Linked DNA regions of Homo sapiens: regions 1 and 2 are each linked to region 3. A link is a contact called in ENCODE Hi-C or POLR2A ChIA-PET data. All regions are on one chromosome and are shown on one strand. The core of a region is the stretch at or near the end of the contact, and the rest is flanking DNA. Distances in the headings are between cores, read along the strand shown.

Region 1 (3,046 bases), core at 221-2,720, 500 kb before region 3:
AGCTTAGCAGGGGATGTGGCTAGAGAGGCAGGGGTTAGATCACACAGGGGTCAGATCACAAGATCACACATTAGCCTAAGAACAATGGGAAGCCATGAACAATTTTAATCACAGGCTATGAACACATTTCCATTCTGAAAAGGTCCCTCTGGTTGCAGGACTCAACCCTCCACCCTCTTCCCCTCAATGCACCCTCAGGTATTAGAAGTCACTGAGTTCTGCAGCTGATCCTTCCTCCTTTTCCCTTGCATCTCTCAATATCTCCCACTGGGACTATTTCAATGGGCTCCCTGCCTCCAGTCTCACCTCCTCCACACAAAAAGCTTGATCTTATTTGATCCTCACAACATGCCTGCAAGCAAGCAAAATTGCAATCCTTATCCCTGTGTAAAGATAAGAAGGCCGGGCGTGGGCGCGGTGGCTCACGCCTGTAATCCCAGCATTTTGGGAGGCCAAGGCGGGTGGATCACCTGAGGTCAGGAGTTCAAAACTGGCCTGGCCAACATGGTGAAACCCTGTCTCTACTAAGAATACAAAAAATTACCTGGAGCGAGGCAGGAGAATTGCTTGAACCCGGGAGGCAGAGGTTGCAGTGAGCCAAGATAGCGCCATTGCACTCCAGCCTGGGCAATAGAGAAAGATTCCATCTCAACAACAGCAAAAACTTAATGTGTTGTCTGTAGCCGTTACATTATGAATAGCACAAAAATTGAGTAAATATTCTTCCAGTATTTGAAACCGTTTTCTGACTCAGCAAAGAAGTTGCTCCCATCATTGACAATCCAATTAAGTTTTGTCTTTTTCAGTTTTATCAACCAACATTCACCTTTACAATTACACTCCTAGGTCAACTGCAATCACAGTTTGGCTACCCATATAAGAGTTTGGCAAAAATCAATGAAAGCATTCTGTGAGAAAGAGTTATATGGAATTTGCCAATTTACTATTAATTGTAAATTGTGAACTACACATCCTTTATGTCAGTAAAACTTAACGACAAATTTTTGTACCTATATATGTGCATACATTCCCGTTCTCCCCCCAGAGAGCTGGTTGTTACACATTTATCAGTACAGCACTGGGTCTAGAACACGATTCATGTACTGATTCCACAAACATTCACTGGGTGCCAGGCGGACGGAGATACAGATTAATGATGAAATGACTCAGCCAAGGTCACACATCGCAAGCGGCGTAGATGGCAGAACCATATGTGCTCCCAAGGCCAGCGGCGCGCTCCCAGGACCAGACCATGGTTTCCAAGGCCTCTCCACTCTACCGAATGGGATGGCCTGGGCCTGGGCGCCCAGGAAGTGAAAAGCAAGGACCGGGAAAAGAGACCAACGCCAGCCAACAGACAGCTCACCGCCAATAGGGGCCGGGGGCGCGCGCGGCGTCACTCGCCGTGGAGGCCAGCGCGAGCACGCCCTGGGGAAAGTGGCGTGGCTAAGCCCTTCCGGAAGTGACGTCGGCTTGGGGGCGGTGCTCGGCGGTGGCGGAGCGCGGCCTGGGCTCGCGCTGGGCTCCGCGCGCCCCCCGCCCCCCTCTATGAGGCAGAGGCCGCGGCGGCCGTTAGCGCTGTCGCTCCGGGGGCCGCGGCGGGCGGGGCTCCGGCGGGGCCCGGCCTAGTCCCCACCCCAGCCCGGCTCCCAGCCGCCCGCCCTCCCTCCCTCTCCCCGATGCAGGAGGCCGAGCTCCGGGATGGCGAGGCGGCGGCGGCGGCCGCTTCGTACCGCGTCCTGAGCCGCCTCCTTGGCTATGGAGAGGCGGCCCCCGAGCCAGGCCCTCCGCCACCGCCCCCGGGCCATGGCCCCCCGCCGCCACCCTTCCTCGCGCGGCCCGGCCCGCGGGGCTCCCGGCCGCCGCAGCTGATGGTGTTCCGCAACGTGGGTCGGCCGCCGGAGGAGGAGGACGTGGAGGCGGCCCCGGAGCCGGGACCCTCGGAACTGCTGTGTCCCCGGCACCGCTGTGCCCTGGACCCCAAGGCCCTGCCGCCGGGCTTGGCGCTCGAGCGGACCTGGGGCCCGGCGGCTGGACTAGAGGCGCAGTTGGCGGCTCTGGGGCTCGGGCAGCCGGCGGGGCCGGGGGTCAAGACAGTCGGTGGGGGTTGCTGCCCGTGTCCGTGTCCTCCTCAGCCGCCCCCTCCGCAGCCCCAGCCGCCTGCTGCCGCCCCGCAGGCCGGGGAGGACCCCACGGAAACGAGCGACGCGCTGCTGGTCCTGGAGGGCTTGGAATCGGAGGCCGAGAGCCTGGAGACTAACAGCTGCTCGGAAGAGGAGCTCAGCAGCCCGGGTCGCGGAGGAGGAGGGGGCGGCCGGCTTCTGCTGCAGCCCCCAGGCCCTGAATTACCTCCGGTGCCCTTCCCGCTGCAGGACTTGGTCCCTCTGGGGCGCCTGAGTAGAGGGGAGCAGCAGCAGCAGCAGCAGCAGCAACCTCCCCCGCCCCCGCCTCCTCCCGGGCCCCTCCGGCCACTCGCGGGTCCTTCTCGGAAGGGCTCCTTCAAAATCCGCCTCAGTCGCCTCTTTCGCACCAAGAGCTGCAACGGTGGCTCCGGCGGTGGGGATGGGACCGGCAAGAGGCCTTCTGGAGAGCTGGCTGCTTCAGCTGCGAGCCTGACAGACATGGGAGGCTCTGCGGGCCGGGAGCTGGACGCGGGGAGGTGAGACCGGCCGGGGGCTGGCCGACAAACTTCCTTTTCTTGTTTGGTTTCCCTTTTTATCTATTGCTATCGCGATCCTGACAGTTCTTAAGATAGGGTCTTCAGGAGGAGGCAGAGACTTGGGACCAAAGGTGGTAACATCTCGCATAAGGTCAGCGCTAATTGTGGAAACAGCTTTCACTCTTAAAGAGTGCACACTCCGTGACACTTCTCAGCTGGTTTGCATCTGTCTTGTTGGAAGATGGTTTCAGACCATCCTCCCATCCCCATCCTGGCATGGCTTTTTAAGTTTTTCCAAGGCGGCTGTGTGCCATTGTCCCTGGAAGGGAGATTGCTGGAAGTGTTTGGCCTTTGGGGCAAAAAGCTGGTGTTGCACCTTGACCGCCT
Region 2 (3,013 bases), core at 26-2,525, 270 kb after region 3:
GGCAACATAGTGAGACCCTCCCCCCAAGTCTACAAAAAAAAAAATGCAAAAATTAGCTGGGCATGGTGGCATGCACCTGTAGTCCCAGCTACTTGTGAGGCTGGGGCAGGAGGATTGCCTGATCCCAAGGGATCAAAGCTGCAGTAAGCCATGATCATGCCACTGCATTCCAGCCTGGGCAACAGAGCAAGACATTGTCACAAAACAAAACCAAGAGACATGCCTTTTACTTTCTGGAAGCAGAGCTGAGTAAAGGGTTTGATTGGCCAGCATCCTCCAATCTGTCCACATGCCCAGGGAGGTGCAACAGTTCTGCCAACCACTCAGGCCTTGTGGAATGAAAAAGAAGAGACTTCAGCTGGGGCAGGGCTGCTCCATTGCCTGTATTGATTGTCTCCATCCAGTTCTTTATGAGGCCAGAGTTTACCCAGGTTCCTCAGGGCTGAGCATCAGTGATGCAATGAAAGCTATTGCCACCTACCCGCGGCGTTCTAGAGCCAGTCCTTTTAGTCTAGAATTCCTTCCCTCCCTCCCTCCCTCCCTCCCTTCCTTCCTTCCTTCCTTCCTTCCTCTCTCTCTCTCAATCTCTTCCTTCCTTCCTCTCAATCTCTTCCTTCCTTTCTCTTTCTTTCTTTCTCTCTCTGTCTGTCTGTCTCTCTCTCTTTTCTTTTCTTCTTTTTTGAGATGGAGTTTCGTTCTTGTCGCCCAGGCTGGAGTGCAATGGTGAGATCTGGGCTACTGCAACCTCTGCTTCCTGGGATCAAGCGATTCTCCTGCCTCACCCTCCAGAGTCTCTGGGATTACAGGTGCATACCACCACACCCAGCTAATTTTGTATTTTTAATAGAGACAGGGGTTTTACCATGTTGGCCAGGCTGTTCTTGAACTCCTGACCTCAGGTGATCCACCCACCTTGGTCTCCCAAAGTGCTGGGATTACAAGCATGAGCCACCATGTCCGCCTAGTCTACAATTTCTGATGCTCCTGAAACATCAATGTTGTATGGAGCCCTGCTAACTAAAATTTCAGGTGTGACATTATATTTTAAATAATATCCTTGTACCAGACATGTTTTAGGATGCTCCATCCCCATCCCAATGACGTTTGCCCCCAGACCCGTAGGCCCTGCTGAGTTGACTACACCCATCACAGTCTCCTACATGACCCTGTGCTTCCTCAGACTGATTGGACATAGGTAATCACATGATTCAAAAGCAGCTCATCTATTGGAAGCCTACAATCTACAGCTTGTGCAGCCTGAGCCAATCAGATCACCACCCGGGAGGGTGAAATTGGGAAACTGAGAAGCTGGCAGCAAGAGAGCTGAGTTGAAAGATCTTGGAGACTTAGGAACTGAAACCATTCAAGATGAACAGAGTCTGTGAGAAAAAAAGAAAAAAAGGAACCGAAACCATCCTGAGCTGTCTGCAGAAGACTTCTGATCCACAGAAAGGAAAGGCAGACCTTATATACATTTGGCTTCAATAAACATATGATGAATTAATGAAAAGGAGGCAAGAACTGGGGGAGGGGACCTGGTTCCCAACAGCTTTCCAGCTTCCTTGAGGTCTGGCTGTCCTTCATGTCCAGCCCTTGGGTCTCCCATGATCGTCTTCTGCACCCTCACGATAATCCTTCTCTGTGGGACAGCTCAAATAGCTCCTCAGAACCAAAAGGACCTTAAATAGAATAGCCTTGCTTATGAGGTGATCAGAGGAAAAACCTCCAGGGTGAGCCCAGGCAGTCCTTCACTGGTACAGACAGCAAGAGTGTGAATGAGCCCACCACAAAGCAAGGGTACGTGTTTGAGATTATGAATGTGCAAATTACCCTGATCTGATCACTATACATTATATGTATTGAAACATTACTATGTACCCCATGAATATGTACAATTATTTGTCAATTAAAAAATTAAATTAGATCGGGCGTGGAGGCTCAGGCCTGTAATGCTGGTACTTTGGGAGACCCAGGTGGGTGGATCACTTGAGCTCACGAGTTCGAGACCAGCCTGGGCAACATGTTGAAACCACCATCTCTACAAAAAATACCAAAACTGGCCAGGGGTGATGGCGTGCTCCCATAGTCCGAGCTATTCAGAGTCTGAGGCAGGAGAATCGTTTGAGCCTGGGAAGTTGAAGCTGCAGTGAGCCAAGATCGCACCACTGCACCCCAGCCTGGGCGACAGAGTGAGACCCTGTCTCAAAAAAAATTTTTTTTTAACTTCATTTTTAAAAAGAATATGAATGAGAAGAGAGAACTGAGAAACTAAATTTCTGGGAGAACTTTTCCCTGGCAACACATCAGCCACTGTAAACTAAAAATAAAATCCTAAGTCCCCCAACCAACTGAATGGACCCCCTCTTGGCCAATGAGACCCCAGAAAAGCTGAGTTCCCAGCCATAATGGGATGGGAGACCAGACACACCTCATTGTAACCCCTCCCTTTTGCAGTTTAGACACAACTACCAGCATTAATATTAAAATAGAGATCAGAAGACAGACAGAATGGACTCTGTGGCAATATGATATCAAATTATAAAGAGGACCTAAGGCCATGACAGGCACGGGTTAAATCACGCACCCCTGCAGGCCACTCTGACCCAGCGCTTTTTTGTTTTGTTTTTTGAGATGGAGTTTCGCTCATGTAACACAGGCTGGAGTGCAATGGCACCACCTCGGCTCACGGCAACCTCTGCCTCCCAGGTTCAAGCGACTCTCCTGCCTCAGCCTCCCAAGTAGCTGGGATTACAGGCACCCGCCACCACGCCCGGCTAAATTTTGTATTTTTAGTAGAGACCGACCTCAGGTGATCCACCCTCCTCGGGCTCCCAAAGTGCTGGGATTACAGGTGTGAGCCACTGCGCCTGGCCTGACCCAGCATATTGAGTCTTGCTCTGACATATCACATGACATATCAGATAAGGCATGAGATGATGTGACTCTGGCAGATCATACGATACATGGCATGATATGATTGGCAGATCACATGATGATTAGCAAACTTCTTTAT
Region 3 (3,132 bases), core at 174-2,673:
GAGGTTGCAGTGAGCCAAGATCGTGCCATTGCACTCCAGTATGGGCTGGGCGACAGAGAGAGACTCCATCTCAAAAAACAAAACAAAACAAAACAAAAACAACAACAAAAAAACAACTAAGGTATGGAAGTGACAAGATGATGGTCCCCCCTCCAACACAATATGAGCAAAAACTTAAGATACTTATCTCACACTGCCTCTCAATGGAAAACAAACTTGAGGCCTTGAAAACTGATCCATTTTCCAATAAAGGAAAGCGTCCCCCCACTACTCATCAGTATTAAGGTGGGCTCAGTGTTTACTCACCCTTTTTTCTGAGCTCTGGTTTGCCTTTCTTGACTGTGGCCATCACCATGTCACCCACACCAGCAGCGGGAAGTCTGTTCAGCCGTCCCTTGATCCCCTTCACGGAGATGATATACAGGTTTTTGGCTCCTACAAAAGAATGTAAATAAAAATAAAAAATGTTGAGGGCCATCAGGCCGTTCCATCAGTATAACATTTCCCAAACACTTCCAAAGCCCCTCCCTCCACTCACTGCCCAAGCAGTTAGTCCGCAAGAACGCCTTGTCACACCACCGATTGAAGCAAACAACACATGTTGCCACTTCACCCAAAAGCGATGTTTTCACTCTCCCCTTTCTTGACGGCTCAATAGGTCATTAGCCACAGGCCCATTGAGTGCTTTTAAAAGGGGGAGTATAGCAACGTGCAAAGACCTCACCTGTGTTGTCAGCACAATTGATTACAGCTCCTACCGGAAGACCCAAGGAAATCCGGAATTTCGCACCAGAGGACCCACCACGTCCTGTGGATATAAAGGGAAGGGAAACAGGATAAAGAGATCACAATCTAGACATGGTTCGGAGTTCCCCCTCATACTCAAGCTGTAATTCACCGCACATGCTTTGATAGACTGTACGCTATAGATTAGCTCGCTCGGATTTTACTTATGCCGTCCCCATGTGCCACCCGATTCTCACGGAAAGTAGCCTATTTCTTACTATTAACACTCTGACATCGAAATTAAGAAACCTAGACGACTCAACCCTTGCTCTAACTTTCGCAAAACGCAATTACTCCTGCAAGGCATAAAACCGCAGAGGTCGCGCAAACCAGGGCCTAATCCAGTCTAACTTCAACCCCATTACGATAGCCCTATTCGCGGAGCGATCTCGCGGTATCCAGACTACATTCACGTCGGGATCCTGCCATCTCAACTCTCCAGCACCCCACTGCCACTTTCGAGGGCCCTGGCAGTGCTCTCGCGGTGGCCTGGCTCTCTCTCTCCGGCCTGAAGGAGAGCAAAGCGCCCCAGCTGCCTAGGGCCACCGCTCCTGACGAATCCGCCAGCCACTGCACGACAGATGGTGGAGGATCCTCCAGAAACAAAACCTCACCTCGCTTCGACATCTTGAACGCCGGAAAAAAGAAAAAAGGAAGTCGATTCAAAGGACACTGGGATATGAACTTTAACGCCCCGCCCACCCTCCTCACGTGGCCGGAGCAAAAACCGGCCTCTTCCGCCTCTGGGCGCTGCCTTATTACGTAATAAGTTTACGACGTCGCTTTTAGCCCTCTCTGCGAAGTGGGAGTTGAGGTAGAAGCGCAAGAGATAGGAAGTATCTTCTCTACGAGCTTAAGAGTAGTTAGGGACATGGAAACAGTGATTTGTTAACTTGCTCACGACCTCTTTTGACCACTTAATAGTGCCAGGCACTTATCTGCACACTAGAGAATAGGAATTAAAACACGGTTTGTGCCGTGTGGGGGTTCCCCAAGGAACAAAGAAAGTGGGGGAGGGAGGGAGAACAAGCTCTAAACGGTTTCGTTGAATGTAATACAGTTGAGAAGTGCTGCAGATCATTCCATCTATGTGTTCTTGGTATCATACCATTCTGTATTTTACATATACAGTATTGCTCTATTTATTGACCCGTCCCCCCCAACACACACTCTTTTTTTCTTTTTTTGAGACCGAGTCTCACTCTGTCGCCCAGGCTGGAGTATAGTGGCGAGATCTCAGCTCACTGCAACCTCCGTCTTCCGGGTTCAAGCAATTCTCTGTCTCAGCCTCAGAGTACCTGAGACCACAGGCGCCCGCCACAACGCTGGGCTAATTTTTGTATTTTTAGTAGAGACGGGGTTTCGCCATGTTATTGGCCAGGCTGGTCTCGAACTTCTGATCTCAAGTGATCTGCCCGCCTTGGTCCCTCAAAGTGCTGGGATTACAGGCGTGAGCCCCCGCGCCAGGCCTAATTGCTCCTTTCACAGCTTCAGCCGCCCCTTATTCTCTGGGTTCTTTCCTTCCCACGATACATTAATTCACATACTTATTGAGCTCCTACTTTACAGCAGGTTCTGTCCAGGGCGTACAGCGGATTACATCAGAGAACAAAATAGATCAACATTCTTTTCCTTATGGAGCTTACATTCTGCTGGGGTGCAGGTGGAGGAGGATATTAGACACTAAACAAAAGATATAATAAGTAATTGCAGTATGTAGTATGTTAGATGGGGATATGTATTATAAAAATATAAATAGTATCGCTTCTCGGCCTTTTGGCCAAGATCAAGTGTAAAATATAAATAGTGGCCGGGCCTTGTGGCTCACGCTTGTAATCCCAGCACTTTGGGAGGCCGAGGCGGGTGGATCACGAGGTCAGGAGATCGAGACTAGCCTGGCCAACACAGGGAAACTCCGTCTCTACTAAAAATACAAAAATTAGCTGGGCGTGGTGGCGGGCGCCTGTAATCCCAGCTACTCCGGAGGCTGAGGCAGGAGAATCGCTTGAACCCAGAAGGCAGAGGCGGCAGTGAGCCGAGATCGCGCTACTGCACTCCAGCCTGGGCGACAGAGCTAGACTCCGTCTCAAAAATGTATATAGATAAATAGCTCTTTGAGGAAGACGCGGTCGTAGGTGTTGCGGATCGCTGATCCGCACGCTCCTGCTACTGACTCACCGCTGTTCGCCCTCGCCGAGGAACCAGTCGCTCAGGAAGCCGCGCAGCAGCCATGGCTTTTAAGGATACCGGAAAAACACCCAGGGAGGCGGAGGTGGCAATTCACGAATTCGAGTCACTCTAACGAGCCGCATCGTAAAATCCCTGGAGAAGGTGTGTGCTGACTTG

The links. Hi-C counts contacts between places; a loop is a spot of excess contacts on that map. ChIA-PET counts read pairs that join two places held with the same protein, here RNA polymerase II (POLR2A). Pooled maps may share reads with other maps.
Region 1: a loop to region 3 is called in a pooled map, with 7 times the contacts of the local background. The contact joins the promoter of SOCS7 here to the promoter of RPL23 in region 3. A Hi-C loop is called at or near these places in 1 of 37 single-sample maps with no recorded cell type and 6 of 50 pooled maps.
Region 2: a loop to region 3 is called in a pooled map, with 5 times the contacts of the local background. The contact joins the enhancer-like site here to the promoter of RPL23 in region 3. A Hi-C loop is called at or near these places in 2 of 50 pooled maps. POLR2A ChIA-PET finds 5 or more read pairs at or near these places in 4 of 52 experiments (H1, WTC11, activated B cell and 1 more).

Annotation. Positions count from the first base shown.
Region 1 is chr17:38,350,374-38,353,419 of GRCh38, forward strand. It overlaps SOCS7 (suppressor of cytokine signaling 7), which reads left to right and starts at 1,471. Exons shown (of 10, transcript NM_014598.4): 1 at 1,471-2,659. The coding sequence starts at 1,680. LOC124903991 (a long non-coding RNA gene) reads right to left here and starts at 623. Exons shown (of 2, transcript XR_007065738.1): 1 at 545-623; 2 at 86-352.
Region 2 is chr17:39,117,541-39,120,553 of GRCh38, forward strand. All of the region lies in intron 2 of PLXDC1 (plexin domain containing 1), which reads right to left. Among named protein-coding and RNA genes, the nearest start is that of PLXDC1, 33 kb to the right of the region's middle. RefSeq lists an enhancer at 1,646-1,695. Within about 2 kb of position 1,276, at least 2 of the 41 ENCODE cell types and tissues checked have a DNase peak (open chromatin) inside an H3K27ac peak, as active enhancers do.
Region 3 is chr17:38,852,298-38,855,429 of GRCh38, forward strand. RPL23 (ribosomal protein L23) reads right to left here and starts at 1,424. Exons shown (of 5, transcript NM_000978.4): 1 at 1,401-1,424; 2 at 725-808; 3 at 307-435. The coding sequence starts at 1,413. SNORA21 (small nucleolar RNA, H/ACA box 21) reads right to left here and starts at 698; the gene lies at 566-698. It also overlaps the pseudogene RPS20P35. RefSeq lists enhancers at 277-1,060, 371-1,570, 1,061-1,844, 1,568-1,677.